Linked DNA regions of Mus musculus: region 1 is linked to region 2. A link is a loop called in an ENCODE intact Hi-C map of the cell type or tissue named here. Cell type or tissue: heart. All regions are shown on one strand.

Region 1 (8,000 bases), 56 kb after region 2:
TAAAGCATATTCTTATCCTATTTGAAGCAAAAAACCCTTACAATTCTTTTTCGTATTTTTATCCTGATAAGATTAACAATGTTTATCACTGATTGGTGTCAAAGAGCAACAACAACAAAGAGGTGGACAAAGGACATGGCAGGTGGGGGTTGGGGGAGGAATAGAGGAGCTTCTGGGGACAAGGTGATATGACTGGTCCTAAAAGGCACAGAGCCCACGTATCACAGGACCAGTAACTGTCATTCAACAGTTACGTTTTGCGGACAACTGTTACATAAGAACCTGAGGCGGGTGCTTGTCTCTGAATTGAGCCTGGCATGGCAGTGGCTCTAGGGAAGATCTGCTGACTGTTGTGTGACTGTGTCAGCGTCAGCATCGTACCCTGTCGTGAGCTTGTCATCGATGTGTAAAGTTTCCATAGCCTCTTCAGGCTAGTGTTCTCCTGAAAGCTTTCTTCTCTTTCAAGTAAGGTGTTTCTACAGGAGTGCTTGTGATTTCAAGTTTTTAATTTGTTTCCTAAAATTACAGGATTTCATGCATTTCACAACACTTCACAAATACTTCTAATGCACATTCCTTTGCCTTTGCTTCTGAGATGCCAGTGTTTCAGCTGTGCTGCTGTTCCAGGTACCTCTGACTACTGCTGTTCACACACATGACAAATCCTGAGTAGGCATGATCACATTTTCCCTTCCTCCAACTCCTCCCAGATCTTCTCTACCTGCCCACCCACCCAACTCCATATTCTTTTTCTCTTTTAAAAATAGACAAAAACAAACACAACCAAACACACACACACACACACACACACACACACATCCTCCACAAACCCACAAACTCCAAAATATACCAGCAAAAGACCAAGAGGACAAAACAAACAAACAAACAAACACCCAAAGCAGAATAAGACAAAATGTCTACAAAAATACCACCGAGTTCATTTTGTGTTAGCCAACTACTCCCGGGTGTGGGACCTATCCTAATGTGTGGTTTGTATACCTGGTGAGGTTCCACTGGCAATGGGTATCAATTAGAGATAGCTTGTTGGTTAGGGGTGGGAGCCCATGTTTATTCCCTGCCTCCCAGTTGCTGAGAATCCATCTGGCTTCCCTGTGCAGGCTCTGTGCACAGTCTCTGTGAGTTCATCTCTGTATCAGTCCTGCTGTGTCTAGAAGAAGCTATTTCTTTGGAGTCATTCATTCGCTCTGGCTCTTACAGTCTTTCTACATCGTCATCATAGAGCCCTGAGCCCTGAAGGGAGGGATTTGATGAAGTGCTCCAAAGTCTCTCACTTTCTGCTCATTGCCCTAGAGTGATCGCTGTGTTCATTTCCATCTACTGTGAGACGCTTCCCTGAGGATGGCTAAGCGAGGCTCCGGTCCTCTATATCATATATAATAAAAGAGAATACTTGGCTAACATTGTAAAGTACCTGTTTAGTAAAATAAATTCCACAAAGATTAAAAAGTTAATTACAAAGTATATAATCTTATGTTAATATGATTTTTATAATTAAATTTTGAATCATCTCTATGCATTAAAACATTGAGTTTAAAACAATCATTTTAAAAGACAGTTGGTTTTCCTTGCTATAATTTATAATTGCTTAAGTTGTAATTTTAAAGATAGTCATTTTCAGTGAAGTCAAGAACTATTTATCAGTAATAATTTTTAAGATAAATATAGACAAACATGAAGAGCAACATTGTTAGGTGTATCCTTCCTTTTTGTATTTTACCATTTAGCAGCTGTCAGGCTTCGGTAGATTACTTACTTCTCTGTGTATTCTCAGATCCTCATCAATGAAGTGGCTATAGCAAGGATGCCTGCCCTACAGTGTGTGGTGATGACTGCACAACTTCATACACAGGAGGGATACTTTTATGTTATGAGTTCAGCAAATATTAGCTACATTGTCACTATGGTAGATTTGAAGTATTACTCTAAAGGATAACTCTGAACATGTAGTAAATGTCCTTCTTCGTGTAATACATGTATCGGTTTGCAGTTCTGTGTTTCATGATCACACTGCTGTTTGTGGCTGTGTGTTAGGGAAATATGTCTCCAGATTCGTGAGTAATGATATATGCTTGTGTGATTCCTTGCAGACATCATGGAAATCAGGACCGTGGCAGTTGGAATTGTGGCAATCAAAGGGGTGGAAAGTGAATACTATCTTGCCATGAACAAGGAAGGGAAACTCTATGCAAAGGTATTAATAACTGATAAGTTATTGTTCAAACCTACTCTATCAAAATTATCTGCTTTTCTGAAAACTGAAATTAGTTTTATTCCACCGGTGCAAGTGGACTATTCCATTAAGCCACTCTTTACTCCAGCACTAAGGCAAACTATTTTCTGTATGACCTGAGATTTTTATTTAAAGCTACCTGGATGTTATATGCTTCATCTGTAAGATGACTTGGAATGACTGATCTCTAGGGATCCTTCCAATTCTAAATCCCTTGTGCACTATTGACACTTGGAACCTAAAATTTGCATCTCTGAGTATTAAAGCTCTTTTTGTGAGGATCCACCCAATTTGCACCTTGCTGACATGAAAATTCTTGTAAAAAATTTTGAATTGTTCAGTTCATTTATCAACATCAGTCTCCCAGTTATGGCCTTTGAACTCTAAGCACTGACATCGTTTCCACTTTAGTATGATGGAAATATGTGACCGTTCATCCCACTGTGGTAAAGCAAAGGCCATTCTCCATTGTGCTCTTGTAGCTCTGCAGAATAATGCCTACGCAGGCAAACTACAGAGTAGAGGCTCAATCACATGAGCACACATCTCTGCATGGATGATCAAACTAAGTAACTTTTTACTTTTGTTACAATTGAGGCTAACATGGTAGAAAGTGAAGTCAAATTTACTAAATAGTCCCTCACCTGCAGGAGATAGAAGCTACCCCCTCTACATAAATATCTGGTGGATAGAGAATGAAGAGATTTGGGGACCCCAACATTAAAAAGAGTAGAAATTTACTGCCCAACTGGACATAACTAAATGTGTTTTATATTATTATGTTTTTGTTAAACTTAAGATGCTTTTGGCCTACAGCAGTATGTGCCATAAGTAAAACCACTAAACCACATCAGCTCTGCTCAATCTGAGGCTTAAAATAAATCTCATGTATATCACCTCTACAGACCATCATCTGCTTGTGGTTAGTTTGATTCTCCTGCAGAATTTGCTTTAATAATTGTGTTTGTTTTTTGGCTTGTTTTTATCAGAAAGAATGCAATGAGGATTGCAACTTCAAAGAACTGATTCTGGAAAACCATTATAACACCTATGCATCAGCTAAATGGACACACAGCGGAGGGGAAATGTTCGTTGCCTTAAATCAAAAGGGGATTCCTGTCAAAGGGAAGAAAACGAAGAAAGAACAAAAAACAGCCCATTTTCTTCCTATGGCAATAACCTAAGTGTACATGGTATTTGAGAAACCAGTTTCATTCAGCAGGGAGATTTCTTTCCAGTGGACTTTTCTTCTCTCTCTCTCTCTCTCTCTCTCTCTCTCTCTCTCTCTCTCAGTAACCAAGAAAGGCTGGAAAACTACTGAAAACTGATCAAGCTGGACTTGCGCATTTTTGTTTATTTTAAAAGACTGCATTAAAGAAAGATTTGAAGAATATACACAAAAATCAGATTTAGTAAAGGTTGTAAAAAGTTGTAAAAGTGGTTGTACAATCATGATGTTAGTAACGTGATATTTTTCTTAAATTAATTTACCCTTAAGAGTATGTTAGATTTGACTATCTGATAATGAATATTTAATATCACTATCTGCTTATAAAATGGCTGCTATAATAATATTAATAATGCAGATGATGTTATATAAGGTATGTCAGACCTAAAGGCTGCTGGGATGCTTTGTCAGATGATCAAGCCCCACACAAACTACAGACGATGAGCAGTGTTTGAAAGCTTTCCAGTGAGAACTATAATCCGGAAAAATGAATGTTTTCAACATTTTATTATAGAATAGAATCTACAGGTGGTTTTACAAAATCACAGGCTTGGAACATGCCTGTACTGACTAATATGAACAAAAATCCACTCAAATTGAAAAGGTATTGCTAACAGGATGTTTTAAAAATCTGTATATAAAATAGCAATAATGATGATAATATTGTATTTCATCTCACCACAAAATAATATTTTATAATCCCTTAAAATAAATTTCAGAAATCTTTACATTTTTTTCAAGTAAATCTATCTGTTGTATAAATCACATTTGGGAACACAACTTTTAGTAAATGCTCTTCCCACAAATAATCATGCTTATTTCCCTCTGTGATTACAGCATTAAACTCTACTTTAAGTTGTATTTGAATTTTATTGTTTTGTTATTTAAGTTTATGTTATTTATAAAGAAAAAAACCTTAAGAAGCTGTATCTGTTTCATATGCTTTTAATTTCAAGGGAGCAACAAACCCGACTGGCTGCAGTGCAGATGTCCCCTCCCCTGGTGGCTGACACCATGACTAGCACACAACACTTGGCTAGCAAGTGCTGGATGGCAGACAAAAACGACAGCCTGTAGCCATGCTCACAATAGATGTCTCACAGAGAACAATACAAATATGTGGGAGAGATTTTACACAACGCTCGTGCCAATGAATTTGGATCATATACGTAAAAAAGAAGTATTTAGTGAGGATGTATTTTTGAAAATAGGCATATTTAAAGTTAGCAATTTGATGTCTTTAGAAGTTTTTGCCATACAAGATATGCCAACATTGAAATGGCAAGAGTGAAACTCCAATAGAGGTTGTAGTCAGCCTTGAGGCCTCAGGTTGGGCCACAAATGACAGGCTTAATAAGTAGATGAATACTTACTCCATAGTTCTGCAACCAGTAGATGGATGCTGACATAAATTTATGAATAAGTACTTATGAAGGGAAGGGCAACATTTATTTAAATTGTTGGTATATTAATTAATGCGGTATCAACTTCATAGTGCTTGTCATTAAAGTTTCTTTATATTACATACAACACTTTTTGGTAATATGTTTATATGTTAAGGTATATGATAAAGCCTTGTCAACAAAAAAGAATCAATTGACTTTGTGTTTGTCCAGGCATCCAGGCTACTGGAAGGTCAGAAGTGTTGCCCTTTGCCACATACACTGAAGGACACACATGAGGCAATACTTTGTATTAGCATCCAATTCAAGACTACTTGTAATCTAGCTTCCTAGCCCAGGTACTGTAACTGGAGTCTTGTACACATACCAAAGGTAGAAAAAGACTGTTCTTCTTAGTTGTTTCATAGGTGTCTAGCTGATTATGACTAGAGTTTATAATCAACATATATATGTAAATCCATTAAATAATATTTTCCAAGGAAAAGGTGAAATGCAATTATTCTTACTAAAAGTTTAAAAACTCGGAGCAAAGCATAATCACGCAGAAGCTTAAACAGAAGTAGTAACCATACACAGAAGGTGGCTATAGTGATTACCAAATTAGTTACTAAGAAAAAGCCATTAGAATATTGGACTTAAATTAGACAGAACCAATATTGAGTAGTAAAGCCATTCTTAGTGATATGCCATGTACAAAATCTGCCCACAAGCACTAACATTTTTGTTACTTTTAGATCATGTGCCTGTGTAAATGTCTTTATGGGTGTGTAAATCTAGTGTGGACAGTAGTCATGGAGTTGAGCAGAGGGTTCTAGGAGCTGAGCTTGGGTCCCTTGCAAGAACAGTGTGTGTTCTTAACTGATGACCCATCTCGCCTGGCCCAGTTCTTATTTTTAACATGCAATTTCAAAAACACCTGTTTAGTCAAATACATTTAGAATTCTAGAGTCTTGAAAGTCTATGAGGCCTTCATCTTACTCCTCTTTCACATCAGGAAACTGAAATTTTTAACACACTGGGTGCTGGATGAATGCAGGTTACCTTGGAGTCTCAGACACTAAGCTTGTGTCTTAGTCTCACCTTGTCAGTGATCACCTTGTTTTGCTTGATTTTAATTTCCATCAAGATGTCATCTTTTTATGTGAGAATACTTGTGGTTTGCTTGTCAATTCACTTAGCACGTAATGATACCATTATGATTTGACTCTAATGGAGAAAGGAATGTGGTTTCCAATTCTGATTCCTAAGCAGCTTTTATGTGAACTTCTTTATAAATGAAAAGTATCACACAAGACATTTTCATAATCATAGTATTCCTTTCTAAAGTGTTCTTTAAAAAGAAAACCATATCAACTCATGGATTTCCCCAAGCTGGTAAAGGACTAAGTAAGAGAATATGACTCGTTAACACAATAAGTAAAATGATACTTCCAGTACAAGTGAACTAAAACACTCCAACAGATAAGCTATAATGTAGACCACTGACCTTTGAGTTGTTATAAATCCAACTCAGATATGAAAAAGAAGGCAGGCTAGAGGTTCTATCACTTAGAGGGTTTCTTTCTAGCTTCTAGGGTGCCAAAAACATGAAGAGTGATTATGGAGATACTCTGATTCATGATCCCCCACATATTCAGTTATAGTGTAGAATGAAATCCTAAGAAACCTTATAAAGATGGCTTTCCAAGGTGGCTCTGCTGACCCTAGTGATGAGGGCACAGGTGAGCCTCACCGGGTGTGATAATGGGAGAGCTGTCCCCACCAGCTGCAGCAGTTGGGAGAGCTGGCCCTGCACCTTGACTGGGCAACACAGTAGAACTGGTTTGTGGTGGCATGTGTGGGGTGCAGGTGAGGTGGCCCTGAAGTCATGAAAGCAGGAGAGCCAGTCTTGTTCTTTGTCAGCTGCAGCATTGGTGAGCTGGCTAAGGCAGTACTGGGGAGCTTGTCCTGGTGGTGTGATGGTGGGGTCAGGAGAGCTTCCAGGCTGACCAACTCAGCTACCATCCAGGCCTATATTCAGAGGTTTGAGTTGGCCCACCCTAACATCTACCTCATGTATGAGCTGCTGGAGCACATGAAAGAGCCAATCCTGCAGATCCAAAGCTGTAGAAGCACCATGATCCGGGGCAACCAAGGATGTCTGAGAGGAGTCCCAGTGAGGATTCAGTACTGAAGATGCAGCAGAAGCCAGAGGCCTCAAGCCAAGCCCATAGCTGGCTGCAGCGAACACGTACAAGGAAAGATGTGCAGACAAAAGGGTGTACTGTGCGCACACCGGGCCACACTGCACCTTCCATGACAGTATTTCGGTTTAGTTTTTTTATTATTTCTTGTTATTTTCTTTTGGAGGGGAGGTTGCAAGGGTGGAAGGGTTGGGGCGATGAGTGGGATTGGAGCAGGTGATGTGACATTCACAAAGAACCAATACAAAGCAAAAGGAAAAAAGTTATCTCCCAAAGACAGAACATTTTACATTTAAATTTAAAATCTGTTTTCTTGAAATTCATGTGAGTTTTGTCTTTTACTCTGGTAATACTTATATTTGCTTTAATATGAAAATGTCTCCAGTTGATGTCAGCGAACCAAACGGAAGTTTTCAGTGGCTATCTGAACTTATTGCAAAGCTTTGCTTTCACCCTTACCCTGTGTCACATAGATGAGACAAATGGTTTTCTATCTTTCATAGTCCAACTTCACATACAAATAATACAGGCATAAACAAACAAAAATTAAGCCAAGATCATTTTGTAAAAGTGTGATTTTAAAAATATTTAACACCTAATGTGGGTGGTTATTAGTTAGTCAAAATACTTCATTGATTCTTAATGCTGGGGAGAGACAGAGAGAGGCAGATTCCTGGTGCCTTCCTGCAGCCAATCAGGCCAATAGATGAGCTACAGTCCCAGAGAGAGACCCATCTCGAAAAATAAGGTGGAGAGTGCTACAGAAAGATACTCAACCTCAGGCTTCTGCGTGTATGTGTGTGTGCATTCGTGTGTGTGTGTGTGTGTGTGTGTGTGTGTGTGTGTGTGTGTGTCTGACACGGGCCTATATGAATATCAGATATTGTCATGTGTGGCCATTTTAAAGATAACCTTAAAGTAGGTGGTTAGAGTTC
Region 2 (8,000 bases):
GCTGCTACCATCCTAGTGCAAGGAGTGATCTCTGACTTGGGTTTCAATCATAGTCATAGCAGTGGGTGGCTTACATTTTAGTCATTCTCCAGATGACCAAAAGGTACGTCTCGTGGGGGTTTCAGAATGGTGTCTAACACACACACACACACACACACACACACACACACACACACACACACAGAAGCTTTAACAGCTAGGGACAAATCTCAAAAACATGTTGCTTTCACCACGGAACTTCCTTCTTACGCTCTGTGATCCATTGTATTTCCATCCCCAGACACAATAAACTCACGTTCACCTCAGAATGTGGTTTCCTTTGAAACCTTTATCTAGAACCCTCTGCCTTCTGATTTCTTCTTACTGCTCAGCTCCTGGCGTACATAATGGCTCTTTCCAAAGCCTTCCTGTGACCCCATTCCAATCACTTTTATCCTTTCTGCTGTTTGCTATGATCGTCAGACTACAATTCGGTAAATTCATAACATAGTTTGAAGATTTTAAATTTAGATTAGTATTTCAGAGAGTTTTTTTGTTTGTTTGTTTGGTTGGTTGGTTTTTGTTTGTTTGTTTTTTCTGAGTTTTTACAAAATTAAACGAAGCCATTTTGTTACAGACTCAGGGATAGAAAGGCTCAAATGGCATTTGTATACTGAGATATTTACAAGTTGAGTCACAGGCACACCGCAATGCTGAACATATGACTCACACTTTACATCTTCTGTGCAGTTAGTGTTTAGATGTTACAGCATTGTGCCAAAGGCAAACGAGCTGTTTATAGGATTAAGGACCTCAGGGATTGCTCCATCCTGGTTTTCCTCCCGAGTTTACTATCTTTAACCAGGTCCGTCTTGTTTGGAAAGACAGGTCTGTCTTCCTGTGTCCTATTCTTTTTAAATGAACCTAAGTTTCTTCTGTAGTATACACAGTTCCTAATGTCAAGTTGTATCTGCCAAGCTTCAGGCCTCTCTCTTTGCTTAGCCTCTTGCTTGTGATCATTAGCCTGGGCCTTCTTTCCGTTCTTGGAATTTAAGCTCTTGGCTTCCCCGCCCCTTACCATCCCCAGATCCCTGTTTATACTGTGCTCTCACTGGAATGCACGCTTTGCAAAGGCAGGGATCACTTCCAAGATACTCACCATTGTGTCTTCAGAGGGCTAACCTAGCATCTGGCAGCACAGAGTTATTGAATAAATATTTGTTCAATGGATGAATCAAGATGATAAGTAAGACTGGTTGCACAGTATGATCCAGAGTCAAGACTGAATTTATATATTGAAACCACACAGGAAATGATGAAGACAAATCTAGTGTGGGGTTAGTTGTAGAAATGTGGATGGAATAGTTTGGAACAATGTCAGATGTAAGGCACAACATATACATAGTCATTTTTATAAGTAGAATTCAACCTTGTCCCAATTTCAAGAGTGTCTATCCTACCTGGAACCAGAAGACAGATGTCTAGACAGCTTTTGGAAAATAGCCCTACAGCTATATTTGTATACCATAAAATGACATATTTATAACTGCATTCATTATAATAGTTCCACAGTAAAATATATGGGTAAAAATGAAATGTTCATAGAGGTTGGCTATGCACATTGAGATATACCCATTCAATGGAATAGCATGCAGTGTAGAGAGTGAGTGAGCTTTCTAAATGCTGAGATAGGAGATTTTGTATTTTTACTAAATAAAAAGCAACATGTATAACTCTCTCTCTCTCTCTCTCTCTCTCTCTCTCTCTCTCTCTCTCGTGTGTGTGATAATACTTCTTTGTATGTAAAAGAACAGGGTATAAAATTCTCCTGTATATATGTGTATAGCTTTTGTGTTTAAGCATGGTAAAAATGTAAACTGAAATATAAAATTCCATAAGTCAAAGTTTCTATCATTTGTCTCTCCACAGAATGAAGGCTGTGATGAAGACTGGTTAGGAAAAGCTAGGAAGTTCATATAGCAACTGACTGCATCAAAGAAGTTCTATGAGTTTTTCAATGATTTTCAATGCAAATTTATTTTAAATATCTTTATTTTTGTATTTGAAATACAAATTCCCAAACACGAGGGGCAAGGGCGACACACTTCTTCTTTTTGAGATACGCTTCTATTTGAAGCTTTTCAGGTGACAACATTAATCTTTAAAAGTCAATAGATGTAGATCCTTTTCTTATGGATTTACAATGCACAAGGTGGAGATATTTTCAACTAAGGATGAAGCTACCGTTATCTGGAAAGAGCACAGAGCAGGGAACTCTGCTGCTCTCTTCTGTATGTGCTTTACAGTAAGGACAGAGGATGTCTGCCACTGGGTAACTCACAAGGACAAAGAGAGCAGCTGTCCTACAGATAGCTGAACCGCTAGCCTAATGAGAACCATTGCTAACAAGTAAGGGTCTCAAGGACAGGAATGAAATTCCCCACCCCGTCTTGGTCCCATCACTGGAAAGTAATCAATAACTTCGAAAGGAATTTAAACTGATACAATTTCCTGCCTGACTGTAACCTGCTCAGTGACATTCCTCAGAGAGTCATTTTATACCTTGGCTCCAACATTGCGAACACTCCCTCCCCTGCACATTGTAAAGAGACTGGGCATTCTGTAGTGTGCACTGAGAACTGACTGCATAACCTCCATTTCTCTATGGAACGTCAACTCGTAAGAATTCTGAATCTGCTCATTACTAATGTCCCCGCCCCCGGATGGTGGGATATCACTAAGAACATCATCATACCTTCTGTCCTTTCCTATTCCTCCCTGGGAGAAAAATCATGGGATGTTCTGAACTCTCTGGCTTTAAATAGATACAGTTATAGAACAGCACACCCTCCTCTGCTTTGAAAGCCTAGTGCTTTAATATTTCATGAATCGAAGACAACTGTGTATGTTTGAAATATGGGGTGCTGTTGACTCTGCCCTCTGTAAGCACAATGGGAAAGGGAAGAACAATCACATCCAAATGATTCAATTTTGGGTCTCTGTCTCTATTTGGTCTACCTGCACCACCTGGTGGTAGTGTATGTTAAGTGCGAAGTTGTGTGTGTGTCTCTCTCTCTCTCTCTCTGTGTGTGTGTGTGTGTTTTGCAGGTACAAGGAAAAGAGAATTTTAATGTATGTATTCTTAAATATTCATTTAGGGTGGTGATACGATGGCTCCATACTAAGTGTAAGATACAGACAGTCACAGTCTTGCTCAGTACAGGATAGGCACAAGCTCAGGCTGGAAAGCAAAAGGACTCTCTTGTATCCATTAGCTATTGGCCTTATTATTCCTGGAATTATCAGTTATTTTTTATGCTATTGCTCTCAGGAAGGCACAAGTCAAATACTAAGGTGAAACCATTTTTCTAAAAGAATGATAGTTTTGCAAATTATGTGTCCTTTGCTTCTGTGTGTCATCCTTTGAAATAAATCACAAGACAGGATGTTAAAACGGCAGCACACCCTAGCCTGATTAGACGTGGCCATTGATTTGATACCTGAAGCAGCAGCTGAGCCATGGGGAAGTAAGGGATGGAGCCAAGGCCACACTGTTTGTTAGAATCCCAGTCCGGTAAGAAACTAGGTCTTCTCAGCCTAAAGACTCACACCCAATTGTGCAAGATCTGTGAAAAGATGTGTCCTTGCCTAGGGATACCTGCTTTCAGGCCCTGAGCCTTGGGTTGCTCTAGTGCTCTGAATTTGAAGGACTAAAAACATACCCTCACTTACCAACCTCCTCCGTGCCAATGTATTGTAAAGATCATCTAACATTTAAGAAGCCCTTATATATGTTGTAGGGACATATGTTTTTCACAGACTGTACAGCTTCTGTGTTTAAAAGGTCTAACATTTTCCTTTCTCTTTGTAACGGCTTGGGAATCAGAGGTCTGTTTCCACAGCGTGAATGCCCACTTGTGGATTTAAGCCGAAGCCGTGTCCACAGCTCCCCCTTACGACCACTCAACAGTGTACAAGCCTCCTAATTCTGCTGTTTTAGACAACGAACAGCTCACTGGTTAAGTTTTAATTGCTTCCAATGAGGTCAGCAAAGGTATTTATTGAAAATCTCTGAATAAAAGGCTCCACGCACTCACACAAGCGCACGCGCTCACACACGGAGAAAATCCTTTTGCCTGTTGATTTATGGAAACAATTATGATTCTGCTGGGGGATTTCTCAGCTGAGAAATAGTTTGTAGCTACAGTAGAGAGGCTCAAGTTGCACGAGGCAGACAGCAGACACGGAACTCTTGTGTACCCAGCTGTTCCAAACAGAACAAGTAAGTTACTGTTATTTGTCTTTAAAACAATGCTCTTTTCTGAAAGATTTTCTCTTTCTGTGGTTATTGTCCTGGGGTGGGGTCAGGGGGGAAAGACTTTTGAGCTGTGAAAATATCTACAGAAATTGTGCTGTAGTACGGACGGATGGAAGGAGACTCTTGAGGTTCTCCAGGGCAATCCTGACACTTAACTTGAAAAATCTGGGTAGTTTAAGGGAAAATAATTATAAAGCACAAATGTAAAAGCATAGACTAATGAATTCCAGGGAATTCAACTTCAACTTTGTCGATAGAGGCTGTAAAACTTGATTTAACTCAATAGCTGTGAGTACACAGTGTTTCCTGACAAGATAGCAACTGGAATGAATGGTGTGGTTTTCTTGTGGTGTCTCCTCACTAACGCATAGCGCTTCTGAATCTATGTGCAGAGTGGCAGAGATGCTCACGTCCTCTGTGGGAGCTGTTTTAAACGTGCTTTCAACATTTAACTACACTGACATGTTAGACTATCTAACTACTGAAATTTATACATACAATTTTTTTTATCTCCCTCTCCTCTCCCCCTCCCCATTCCTAATCTCTCTCTTCGAGCAGAAGTCAAGGAGCAACCGCACTGCAGCAACTGGCCTTGTCACGACCTGTTTCTATAAGGATATACCTATCAGCTGTGTTCCTGAAGGAGGAATCGTGTTATTGGTATCAGAAGCTAAAAGATAAGGTTAACAGTTTGGAAAGAGCGACGACTTTTTCTCTCATCAATCTCCAGTTCACAAATAGGAGGAGGCCCATGACCTAGGAGTAGCAATCAACGCAAGATTCAATTCTCATTATGTTATTCATGAACACCCGGGGCACTACACTATAATGCGCAAATGGATACTGACACGGATCCTGCCAACTCTGCTCTACAGATCATGCTTCCACCTCGTCTGTCTAGTGGGCACTATATCTCTAGCTTGCAATGACATGAGTCCGGAGCAAACGGCTACGAGTGTGAACTGTTCCAGCCCCGAGCGACACACCAGAAGTTATGACTACATGGAAGGAGGGGATATAAGGGTGAGAAGACTGTTCTGTCGCACCCAGTGGTACCTGAGGATTGACAAACGAGGCAAAGTGAAAGGGACCCAGGAGATGAAGAACAGCTACAGTAAGTGATGCCTTTATCACAGCCCTGCTTAGCTCTTTAAGGTTTGTCTAAGGTTCACTTTCCAGTGCTGTGTTCTCCTTTCCTATGGGGGCAAAAAAAAAAAATCAGTGTCATATATCAAGTCCTAATTTTTCTACCTTGGGATTTCTGCACTAACTCCCTAAAATATCTCTGGTAATAGGGCAAGTGTCCTCACCTTATGGTTGGAACTGATATAGTTGGAAAATACTCTGTGGCTTAAATCCAAACTACTGGTTAGTAAGAAACCATGTCAGTGAGCACGCATGCTCATGTGTGATTGTTTCCCTAGCAAAGCTCAGCAGCGGTGTGCATAGAGCTCTCAGTAGGTGTTCACCAAACTACCAGCCAGGAGTTTAAGGAGCAGAGGATGTATCTGTCTTTATTAGTGGTGTTGCTTTTGAAAGGACTCTGCCATGGTACTAACCGGTTAAGAATCTACTTCCTGAGCACCAAAAACTGTGTGCTTCTAAAACAGAAGGGAGTCGGTGATGCCCTGGAACATCTTTAAAAGTCTAATGAGTTTGTTTTAGATTCCTTAACTCCCCACCCACAGGTAACAGACCTTTTTTAGCAGTTTCTTTATCAAGAGTCTGTCATGTTAAGTCTCTTGCTAATTTAAGAGGAACATAACCTTGAGGAAGCAGAGCTGAGTTGGAAGGCAGGTTGGGTCGGGGACCTTCACCTGGAGCACCCCACTTTCCTTAGACCCAGTTGTTTTTTTACCTTAAAATGCCAGGGCTTGGGTTTTCATTTGATGGTTACAGTTAGTAACTAATCTCAGTAGTATTAAATGCAATGGCATAAAACACACACTCAACATTTACCTTAGGTATTTAAAACCCACACGTGGAAATAGATTTCTTAGCACTAATAACACATGGGTGGCGTTGACACTGTATGTTTGATAGTACGTGTGGCAGTATAGTTTGAGAAGGATACATGGAGACAATAGTGTAGCTGGGTGTCTGTGACAGGGCCACCCCAAGTAGTTCCTATCTATTCCTGAAATATCTTTTTGGCTCTAAACTCACTGACCAAAAAATAAGAGTTTGGTGACTCTTTCCAAAATGAAAATGAGGGACCTTCATTTCAGCCATAACTCATACAAACTGAGCAAGGAAACATGCCTTCTGGAGGACTGATTCCATGGGACCCAGCTCAGCAGTGGCCACTGGAGGAGGATTTGCTGACCGTCCCTTCTATGTGGCCTTTTCATTTGATTTGAAAATCATCGAGCCTTATTGTAGATAACAGAATCATGGGGGCAGTGACAGCATGTGTCCCGTCCCTGTCTGTTAATGACTTTGGGGCACTTTAGTGTTCCCAATCTTCAACTGGTAAACATGGATGCATTTTTCAAAATCTTTCTCCTTCTCACAGTCTAATTGGTTCTGAGGCAGGGAACGTACCACACAATGTAAAGCCTCAATACTCATTACCTAGTTGTCACCCCAACAGTGAGGCAAAAGTGCCTGCTCTCTCTCCAGACTAACCATGCAGTCAGGGCTAGTTGCAAATTTTATAACAAGGTTATTATCATAGCTCAATTGCAGACTTCTTTTTATTTAATGACTAATCCCTTTGGATGCTTTCCACTAACTCATAAAAAAAGGTAAAAAAAAAATGGGTGGGAACAGTCAGTGAAAATGAGTACTATGATTATTTGAGATTAAAGTAGTTACAATTGGAACATGTAAATATATGTGAATTTTATTTTGTGTTAAATTCCTGGAGCTCATGAATTTCAGGTATTTGTACACATTTACAAACTGGTAAAATCACTTTACAATTTGAAACATGGTATAGTGCTAAACCTGAGAAGTCTTAAAGCCTGTTTAGCAAACCCCCTTTTTCATGAAGCAAACTCTATAGTAATAAGAAAGACAAAAGTCTTTCCCAAAATCATGGTGTTGAACTATCAGAGTGCCTTGTACTTAGAAAGACTTGACATTGTTTATGCAAATACCAAATATGTTTCTTACAAGTCTTTTAATAGTCTAAATTTATATACTTTCTTGGCATAATTCAATCTCGAGGAGAGAGTAAGACCTCATGAGAATCTCTCAGATAAACTATAAAATAGTTACCATTGTCCTGCCATCCTACTGAAAAGACAAGATAAGGTTTCTCCCAAGTTAGACAGATGTGATGGGACTTTTGTGTGTAGAAAATCCAAGAGTCAGAAGAATAAAGGAGAATAATGTATTAGGAGAAAAATCTGATAATTGTTGCCTGTTAGTTGAGACAGACTTGCTCAGTTTAAGAATGAACATAAGCAGATAGACGTATGTGAGGCTGGAGCTACTGAGTCAGGGAATCCAGGTCCAAATAGTGTGCTCAGAAGAACTTGTTCACTGTAACCAAGCAGCATGAGAAATGCAATCACAAAAGCTCAGGGTGGTTTCCTGAGCTTTCAGAGTCTTCAGAGTTAGCTCAGTGATCCGAAGGAGGAGGTCCCCCTCTTGCTGTCACTAGAATGACAGCTAATAGTGACTGGACTCAAATGAATAGAAATCATTCAGAAAGAAATAAAACTCAACATCAACCCCCAGACTTCCTTCTCATGGC

Evidence for each region. Peaks named below come from ENCODE experiments on the same cell type or tissue, not always from the same donor. Only the 100,000 strongest peaks of a DNase experiment are listed, where the experiment ranks them.
Region 1: a loop joins it to region 2, with 2.8 times the contacts of the local background. A loop is called at or near these places in 2 of 42 quality-filtered maps.

Annotation. Positions count from the first base shown.
Region 1 is chr2:126,086,127-126,094,126 of GRCm38, forward strand. All of the region lies in intron 11 of Fam227b (family with sequence similarity 227, member B), which reads right to left. Fgf7 (fibroblast growth factor 7) reads left to right here. Exons shown (of 4, transcript NM_008008.4): 3 at 2,109-2,212; 4 at 3,241-5,059. The coding sequence ends at 3,435. Among named protein-coding and RNA genes, the nearest start is that of Gm26496, 20 kb to the right of the region's middle. In heart, a CTCF peak has its summit at 4,481; a DNase peak (open chromatin) is centred at 275.
Region 2 is chr2:126,030,590-126,038,589 of GRCm38, forward strand. All of the region lies in intron 11 of Fam227b (family with sequence similarity 227, member B), which reads right to left. Fgf7 (fibroblast growth factor 7) reads left to right here and starts at 4,069. Exons shown (of 4, transcript NM_008008.4): 1 at 4,069-4,261; 2 at 4,856-5,411. The coding sequence starts at 5,126. In heart, CTCF peaks have their summits at 2,992 (motif pointing left) and 3,928; no DNase peak of the experiment used is centred here; H3K27ac peaks cover 258 bases.